3 separate regions of the Homo sapiens genome follow, and regions 1 and 2 are each linked to region 3. A link is a contact called in ENCODE Hi-C or POLR2A ChIA-PET data. All regions are on one chromosome and are shown on one strand. The core of a region is the stretch at or near the end of the contact, and the rest is flanking DNA. Distances in the headings are between cores, read along the strand shown. Region 1 holds the start of RNF216 (ring finger protein 216). Region 2 overlaps RNF216 (ring finger protein 216). Region 3 has its middle 11 kb from the start of ACTB.

Region 1 (2,751 bases), core at 138-2,637, 240 kb after region 3:
GCTGGAGCCAGGTGCATGTGAGGGCCACTGTGAGGCCCTCTGCTCTGCTCACCCTCTACGTCACAGTGCTTCTTCTGTAGGTGAACGTGTGGGTTTTCAGCCAGGGCGCTTCTTACTGAAGGGCCCGAGGGTCCCGGAGAACATATCTGAAACGTCTTTTGAAAAGACTGTAGCACTTTGGGAGGCCGAGGCGGAGGGATCACCTGAGGTCAGACGTTAGAGACCAGCCTGGCCAACACGGAGAAATCCCGTCTCTACTAAAAATACAAAAATTAGCTGGACGTGGTGGCAAATGCCTGTAATCCCAGCTGAGGCAATCCCTGTGAGGCTGAGGCAGGAAAATCGCTTGAATCCGGGAGGCAGAGCTTGCAGTGAGCCGGGATCGCGCCACTGCACTCCAGCCTGGGCAACAGAGCAAGACTCCGTCTCAAAGAAAAGGAGAAAAAAAAAAAAGTAAAAGAAAAAAGAACGTTCTCTTTGCACGATCTAAGTACCTAGGACAGCTGCTACCCAGGCCCTTAGGGATTTACAGAGCCCTGTCGGATTTGTCAGAAATTTCTGTAACCCGCACGCCGCGCACGCTCCAGGGTTGGTTGCAAGTGGCCCAGAGTCTTGGATCCCTGGTCCTGTTCCACCGGGAGCAGAACCACCTCGACGCGGGGACAGCGGCCTCGCTCGCTGCCCAGCGCCCGGACACCCGAGCCGGGCCAGCCCCCAGCGCCCCGCAGAAGGGTTTGACGCACTTGCGGCGCCCTCGCGAGTGCCGGGTGACAGTCGCCAACTTTCGCGGAACACGCGCTCCAGATGTGAGGGAAGAGGAGGAAAAACGCCGCCCGCCTGGGCTGGGGTTCACAGGCACGGCCCGCCTCCCGCCGCTCCTCCAGGCCGCGCTCGGGTGCACGGACACCGCCTCCGCGGCGGCCTCGGGCCCGGGGGAGGGAAGCGCGGTCTCCCGGGCTGTTGCCCTCGCGCAGCAGACCCGAGGGGCCGGCCCGCGAAACTTCGCGAAGTGGCGAGAGGGGGCCACCCGGCCGCTCAGCGCCTTTGTCGCTCCAGCCTCGCCACCGCACCGGGCTCGAGACGCCCAGCCCAGCCCCTTGGCCCGATCCCGCCCGGGCCTCGGCCCGCGCCCCTCAGCTCGGCGGCCCTCACGGCCCGCGCCCCCGCCCCCACCCCCGGAGCTCCACAGAGGCGCCCCTCAGAGAGGCCGCGTCGCCTCACAGACCCGCCCAGGAGCTCGAGCGCGCCCCGCAGCCGACACTCACTCGTCACTCAAGTCGCCGGCTAGCCAGGCAGGTTCGGCGGCCTTCGCTACCGCGCCGCTTACTCCTCAGAAGCCGCAGCTGCGAGCTCCGTGGCAGCCGCTGCACTCCTTCCGGCCCTGCCGCGGCGTCACCTCGCGCCTGCGCACAGCGCCCCCTCCCGACTAAGGACAGGAAGAACCATAGAGGCACTCCGGGTACTGCGGAGGAGGGACCGGGGGGCTCACCATAGAGAGGGCCGCCTAGTCGCGCCTGCATCCGGGCTCTCCGCCTGCGGAGACTTGACTCCCCCACGAGGCAGGAGGGTGAAAGGAAAGGAGACCCCCATATCCGACCCCACAAGGAGCCACCATCTCCCCAGAGCTGAAAAGGGTATGGGGCAGGTGGTTGTGGATGTTTACTCGATATCTACTGATTTGCCCTAATTCGTTTGGCAAGTCATTCATTCATTCTGCAAATATATTCTGCGGATTTCCTGTGGGCCACACACTGTTCTAGGAATTGGGGAAATTAAGAGTAAAGTGGGTCCCATGGCTGGGCACAGTGGCTCACGCCTGTAATCCCAGCACTTTGGGAGGCCAAGGCGGGTGGATCACTTGAGGTCAGACGTTGGAGACCAGCCTGGCCAACATGGTGAAACCCGTCTCTACCAAAAATAAAAAAATTAGCCAGGCATGGTGGCGGATGCCTGTAATCCCAGCTACTCAGGAGGCTGAGGCGGGAAAATCACTTGAACCTGGGAGGCGGAGGTTGTAGTGAGCCAACATGGCGCCCCTGCACTCCAGCCTGGGCAACAGAGCAACCCTCCATCTCGAAAAAAAAAAAAAGTAAAATGTGTTCCTGGCCTCAGGAAGTTTAGGTTTTAGTGAGCAAGTGAATAACTGACTAAAATACTGCTCCTGCTGGGCACAGTGGCTCATGTCCATAATCCCCGCGCTTTGGAAGGCCAAGGCAGGAGGATCGCTTGAGGCCAGGAGTTCAAGACCAGCCTTAGCAAAATAGCAAGACCCCAACTCTTAAAATAATTGCTGGCCAGGCGTGGTGGTTCACGCCTGTAATCCCAGCACATTGGGAGGCCGAGGCAGGCAGATCACTTGAGGTCAGGAGTTCGAGACCAGCCTGGCCACCATGGTGAAACCCCGTCTCTACTAAAAATACAAAAATTAGCTGGGCATGGTGGTGCGTGCCTGTAATCCGAGCTACTCGGGAGGCCGAGGCACAAGAATTGCTTGAACCGAGGAGGGGGAGGTTGTAGTGCAGTGATTATGCCACTGCACTTCAGCCTGGGTAACAGAGTGAGACTGTGTCTCAAAAAAAAAAAAATTGCCAAGTACACCTTCAAGTAGAGATATCAAGTCAGTAATTAGATAAATGAGTCTGGGCTGGGCATAGTGGCTTATACCTGGAATCCGAACATTTTGGGAAATGGAGGTGGGAGGATGGCTTGAAGCCAGGAGTTTGAGACGATCCTGGGCAATAGAGTAAGACC
Region 2 (3,149 bases), core at 145-2,644, 160 kb after region 3:
TGTTTTCCCAGAGAAGCTGGAAAACACCAGGTCCCTACCACTTATATAGAAGAATCTTGTGCAGAGAAACTACACAGGAAACCTTCCCTCCTCTAGGATGAAGAGCTCTTTAACCTTCTCACAAAAAGCTGTTAACATTTTCCTGTTATGTTGCACATTTTCTCATCTCTTAAAAAACTGAACAAGCCACAAAACAGGACATTCGAATAAGGGTCTTTCCAGTCCCCAAGAGTGAACTGGAAAGCAGCAAAGCAAACCAAAACAATGAGAGCACAGATAAAGCTAACACTGAAGACAGCTAGAGTTTTTGACTTGTTTTTTTTAAAACTAACTTTTTATTGTAGAAAATTTTAAACATATACAAAAGCAGAGGATGTAATGAACCCTATGCACCCATTATCGTGTTTAATAATGATCGACTCATAACCAATCTGAGCTTATCTATACCCTACCTGTTCACTCATCCCTCCTCCTTCAGTATAATTTTGAAGCAAATCCCAGATTACAAATCTTTTCATTTATAAATATTTCAGTTTGTATCTGCAAAAGATAAAGACTCTTGAAACTAATGCAGCATATCAAAATTACACCTAAAAACACAAATAACAATGAGAAACCCTGGATTTGACTCCTGATGCTGTCACTTACTAGCTGTGTGACTTTGAGCAGATAAGGAGTAAAAAGCCCCTAAAACCCAGGAAGAGTTTTATTAGCAAATACCTAGACCTCAGCCTGTTTTAACTATGATGCCAAACTCCCTGCTCAAGCTATTCTTCCCATACTGGCCCTGATGATCTGACAGAATTGAACACTAGCTTTTTGTTGTGTTCTTCACCCACTACCTCAGCAGATTGGATTTCGTTTCTCATCACGGCTCTGCATTACCAAGGATATTCACAGTCCATCTTCCCAGGGGAATTGTACAGAAACAGAGCACGAACTGTTATTTAGTTTCAGAAGAGATGGCAGGGACTGCTGCCTTAGCCTGTTACACTGGACATGAAGGGCAGCAGGCTTTCTGGGGCTGGGTGGTTGATTCCACTTGCAGTGATGTACTGGCCACAGATACAGACGCACATTTTCTAACTGTGGTCTGTGGGAAGGCCATGTGGCCTCTGGGAACTGGAGATGTGACAGAGACCCTCTGTATTCTTTATCTTTGTCTCAAAGTCAGGGAAGACACTGAGGAATAAAAGGCCTTTTACGTTCTCAGCTACCACATTGCAACTGGAATCTGACCTTGAATTCAAGGATAAACACAAGAAATTCCACCCAACAGCAGCTTCAGCTTAGGCTTTGCTCTCATCTTGCTCGATGCCCTAAACACTCCTCTTTGCTACTGTTCCCCTTCTCCACATTCCCCGCCCTGACACAGACACCCACGGGGACAGGGGGTGTTTTCATGCTTGCGGTATTACCATAGCAACAATTTCTCTTCTACCTGGAAGGCTGGAAACCCTGCAGTGCTCTGTGCTGAGAATGCAAAGAGGGAACACTATCACTTTCCACCTCAGCACACACCACAAGCCGCACACGTGCACTCACACACAGCCCCTTCTCAAGGACATCACAATGAGATCATGACAACAAATCAGGATGCTGACACCTAACAACACAAAATCAGTGCAATGACAAAAAGGAGGTAAAACATTTCTTATAAAAAGGTATTTTGTAGGTATCAATTCTTGAGGGATTTTTATTGTGAAATTTCTAACATGCATCTCTCCCTTGATGAGGCCACAGACACAGAAAAATGTCATTAAATTATTTTAGTAAAATATACAAAGGAACTTAATAGGTGGTGTGTGGTTTCTAGAAAGAGGGCCACTCCAAGCTTCTGATCCCCACAGGCTGTGACAAGCCTGAGAAGCAATAGCTAACTAGTACACAAAACCACAAAAAGAGCCACTAAATTTTAATTAAGTACCCATAGAAACTCGTTAAAAATCCACAGAGAATCTTTTTCTGTGAGTACTACAGACAGTGTGTTTTAGTAGAGACCAAAAATAACAACAACAAAGAGACAAGTAGGTGTGTCCTTCCACAAGGACAGTCCAAGGTGAGCAGCCCTGGCATCCAAGCCTGCCCGCTGCCATGGGTGGGCAGGATGACCAGTGCCCTCCCAGTAGGACAAAAACTCATGCCCAATGCACCAAGAAGACAAACCCTGGATTTCCATCTCTCCACTGCAACTAATTTGGAGTTCTCTAGTATAGCGTATCGCCGTCTTTGTTTCTAGGCCCCTCCTGTACTCATTTCTTCTGAATGTCATCCCTGAGATTCTAAACCTTCTGAGTAGGAGTAAGAAATCAACATGAAACCTGAGAGAAGGAGCACAGCAGTGCTGTGGACAGAGAGTGCAGACCCTGAGAGTGGGAGCACACACACGACAGCCTCCCCCAGCACGTGGCTCTCCCCAGGTTGCACAGGGCCCTTCTCTGAACTTGAATAACGTGGACTAAAGGAGAGCTGTCATTTCTTATAGAATGTATCAGTTAGCAAAAAAATCAGGTTGAAAAATCTACCCCTTTACATGGCAGAACACTGGGGAGCTGGTAGAAATGAGTTGAGTGGTGAGTGATGAGTCATCTTCTGTTCCCTGATGGGATTTTCCACCTGCCCACTTTAGGGGAACTCCATGCTCTTGTGGCAGCAGGTTCACAAAACTGGAGGCAGTTCCCCCTTTCTAGGATCTCCGTTCATCTCCTGAGGCCGCACATCTGCACACACCATCCTCACTGGGCAGCTATTACTTCGTGACACAAAGTGCCAGGCACTGCACTTGACACTTTACCCACGCTGTTTCCATTGGTTTTGCACAAAAGCTCTACGAGGTAGGTGCAACCGTTCTTATTGTACACGGAAAGGAAATGTGGCTTAGGGAGATCAAGTATTCACCCTATGTCACAAAGCTAGTGAGTGGAGGAGCTAGAATTAAAGCATAAGTGGGTTTAATATCAAAATCCCTTGTCTTAACCACTGAGCTATACCGTTTCCCTCACTGTGATGCAGCAACAGCCACGCATTTCACTGCCATTCATGGCCTCACAGCACCCAGTGCTGTGCAGAGCTGCACATCAATCAACACTTCTCACGTAAGGGCTTCAAAAGAACTGTTGAAACAGACAACTTACTATGAAAGCCCAGCA
Region 3 (3,050 bases), core at 80-2,579:
AAAAATTAGCTGGGCGTGGCGGCACATGCCAGTAATCCCAGCTACTCGGGAGGCTAAGGTGGGAGAATTGCTTGGACCCAGGAGGCAGAGGTTGCAGTGAGCCGACATAGCGCCATTGCACTCCAGCCTGGGCAACAAGAGCAAAACTCCATCTCAAAAAAAAAAAGAAAAGAAAAGAAAAAAAGGGATGATTGCCTGAGCCCAGCAGTTTGAGGCTGCAGTGAGCCATGATCGTACCTCTGCACATCAGCCTGGGAGACAAAGCGAGACCCTTTCTCTAAAAAATAAGTTTTAAAATAAATAAAATAGTCTGGGGCACTGGCTCCTACCTGTAATCCCAGCACTTTGGGAGGCCATGGTGGGTGGATCACTTGTGGTCACGAGTTCAAGACCAGCCTGGACAACATGTTGAAACTCCATCTCTACTAAAAAAATACAAAAATTACCCAGGTATGGTGGCAGGTGCCTGTAATCCCAGCTACTCGGGAGGCTGAGGCAGGAGAATCGCTTGAACCCAGGAGGTGGAGGTTGCAGTGAGCTGAGATCACACCACTGCACTCCAGCCTAGGCAACAGAGCAAGACTCCACCACACACACACACACACACTTTTTTATTTAAAAATTTAAAAAAATGTCCCTTGGAGGTGGGGCAGTGGCGGTATGGGTGAGGCCCCCTTGGAGGGGTGGAGAAGGAGAGAAAAGGGAGGTGTTGGGAGGTGCAGGCGGACGGGGCAGCTGCTGACTGAGGAGGCCACTGGCTCACCTGCCTTGGGGCTCAGCCTGTCCTCCTGGCCACCCCCAGTCCAGAGAGGAGAAGGGAAGACAGAGGCCCCAAGGGCCTACTGTGTGCTGGGCGCGTGTCAGGGTGGTGCCCACGTCACCTCATCAAAAGCACCCCACACCCCTGTCGGCCAAGTGGGACTCTCCCATTTCTCAGATGAGTAAACCGAGGCCAGGGAAAGTGAGAGACTTGGCCCTATAGTTAACACGGTTTGGCTATTACCAGGATGTTCTGGAACATGATTATCCAGGTCCTGGCCCAGGGCCACCATTCATGGCGAGCTTCCAAGGGCCCACCAAGTCCTTCAGCCTCTATGTGGTTGTTGTTCTCAGCCCCATGTTTCAGATGGGTAAACTGAGGTTTGGAGTGGCCAGTGGGAAGAGGCAGAGCCAGGCTCGGTGGCTGCAGTTGGCCTCGCTGCCCTGCCGTGGGGCGCATTCAGGGTTCACTTGGTGCTCCTGAGCTGGCGTGGGCTCCTGCAGTCCCGGGGCCTGCCTGCCCAAGGGGAAATCCGATCACAGCCACCGCGCAGCATCACCAGGCCCTCCTCAGCCAGAAATCTCTGCCACTGCTGGGCTTGCCAGGAACCTGAGCCGGCCCGTGGGGGACAGGCCCAGCTGTCTGGGCTTCCTGAGGTGTCTCCCATACGCTGCCCCGTGCCAGGTGCTGGGGACAGGAGGGGACCTCCCTGGCATGCACTGTCCACTGGGGACAGGGGCACAGAGCTGGCCAGCCCTGATCCCATGAGACTGGTCCTGTGCAAACCCAGGGAAAGCCCCAGACCCAGCCTCAGTGCAGGGAGAGTCCCAGAGGCCTCCTGGTCTTCGATTTTGCCGGCTCAGGCAAGAAGGGGTTTGGGGTTTCTCTTGGGACTTCGGCTTCTGCTGGGGACAAGGCACAGGCAGGGCTCCCTGACCTCCCTGAGGAAGCCCCGCCGCTCCGTTTCCCAGGTCTCTAGGGGGTAATTTTTTTTTTTAGACGGAGTCTCGCTCTGTCACCCAGGCTGGAGTGCAGTGGCGCGATCTAGGCTCACTGTAAGCTCCGCCTCCCGGGTTCACGCCATTCTCCTGCCTCAGCCTTCCGAGTAGCCTATAGGTGCCCGCCACCACGCCCGGCTAACTTTTTTTTGTATTTTTAGTAGAGATGGGGTTTCACCATGTTAACCAGGATGGTCTCGATCTCCTGACCTCGTGATCTGCCCGCCTCGGCCTCCCAAAGTGCTGGGATTACAGGCTTGAGCCACTGCGCCCGGCCTCTAGGCGGTAATTTTTGCTACTTAAGTCACCTTGTCTGGCACGGTGGCTCATGCCTGTAATCCTAGCACTTTGGAAGGCCTAGGCGGGCAGTTCACATAAGGCCAGAAGTTCAAGACCAGCCTGGCCAACATGGCGAAATCCCATCTCTACTAAAAATATAAAAATTAGCAGGGTGTGGTGGCACATGTCTATAATCCCAACTACTCAGGAGGCTGAGGCATGAGAATTGCTTGAAATGGGGAGGTGGAGGTTGCAGTGAGCTGAGATCACACCACTGCACTCCAGCCTGGGCAACAGTAGAGACACCGTCTCAAATAATAATAATAATAATGTCACGTGGGCTCTCCGATAGCCAAGGGCCATCAAGGCCAGAGATGACCAAGGCCCAATGTTGGGACCTCCATACCTTTGTCCCTGGGGCCACCTGGGCTGCACAGACATGTAGCATTGGGGGTGACAGTGGAGAAAGGCACACAGATGTCCCTGAGGCTGTGACCCGGGACATGTAAGGCTGGAGGGCTGGTCCAGGCTCAGGTGGGACTTAGCAGTGAGCCAGCTGTGCACAGGCCAGGGTGCTAAGCGTTGGGCCCTCTTAGCTCAGCAAAGCCGGAATGAAGCCGGGCGCGGTGGCTCACATCTGTAATCCCAGCACTTTGGGAGGCCGAGGCAGGCAGATCACCCGAGATTGGGAGTTCAAGACCAGCCTGACCAACATGGAGAAACCTCGTCTCTACTAAAAATACAAAAAAATTAGCCGGGCTTGGTGGCACATGCCTGTAATCCCAGCTATTCCAGAGGCTGAGGCAGAAGAATTGCTTGAACCTGGGAGGCGGAGGTTTCGGTGAGCCAAGATTGCACCATTGCACTCCAGCCTGGGCAACAAGAGCGAAACTCTGTCTCAAAAAAAAAAAAAAAAAAAGCCACAGTGAAGAGCGCCCCAGATCCGGTGGGGCTCTACAGAAATAGGCATAGCATCCTTCCCACGCTGCGAGACCCCCAGAATAGTCTTTTGA

What was found. Hi-C counts contacts between places; a loop is a spot of excess contacts on that map. ChIA-PET counts read pairs that join two places held with the same protein, here RNA polymerase II (POLR2A). Pooled maps may share reads with other maps.
Region 1: a pooled map shows a loop between it and region 3 (3-fold over the local background). The contact joins the promoter of RNF216 here to the enhancer-like site in region 3. A Hi-C loop is called at or near these places in 3 of 168 maps with a recorded cell type or tissue (heart right ventricle and naive thymus-derived CD4-positive, alpha-beta T cell), 4 of 37 single-sample maps with no recorded cell type and 14 of 50 pooled maps. POLR2A ChIA-PET finds 5 or more read pairs at or near these places in 9 of 52 experiments (CD4-positive, alpha-beta memory T cell, HCT116, T-cell and 5 more).
Region 2: a pooled map shows a loop between it and region 3 (2.3-fold over the local background). The contact joins two enhancer-like sites. A Hi-C loop is called at or near these places in 11 of 168 maps with a recorded cell type or tissue (B cell, GM12878, Right ventricle myocardium superior and 6 more), 17 of 37 single-sample maps with no recorded cell type and 21 of 50 pooled maps. POLR2A ChIA-PET finds 5 or more read pairs at or near these places in 26 of 52 experiments (A549, AG04449, AG04450 and 18 more).

Annotation. Positions count from the first base shown.
Region 1 is chr7:5,780,276-5,783,026 of GRCh38, forward strand. RNF216 (ring finger protein 216) reads right to left here and starts at 1,388. Exons shown (of 17, transcript NM_207111.4): 1 at 1,266-1,388. RefSeq lists a silencer at 797-1,186.
Region 2 is chr7:5,698,722-5,701,870 of GRCh38, forward strand. All of the region lies in intron 13 of RNF216 (ring finger protein 216), which reads right to left. Among named protein-coding and RNA genes, the nearest start is that of MIR6874, 12 kb to the right of the region's middle. RefSeq lists an enhancer at 2,486-2,765. Within about 2 kb of position 1,395, at least 15 of the 41 ENCODE cell types and tissues checked have a DNase peak (open chromatin) inside an H3K27ac peak, as active enhancers do; they include B cell and GM12878, where a contact is called at or near this core.
Region 3 is chr7:5,540,347-5,543,396 of GRCh38, forward strand. No RefSeq gene overlaps it. Among named protein-coding and RNA genes, the nearest start is that of ACTB, 11 kb to the left of the region's middle. RefSeq lists enhancers at 1,428-1,477, 1,568-1,617. Within about 2 kb of position 1,330, at least 4 of the 41 ENCODE cell types and tissues checked have a DNase peak (open chromatin) inside an H3K27ac peak, as active enhancers do; they include B cell and GM12878, where a contact is called at or near this core.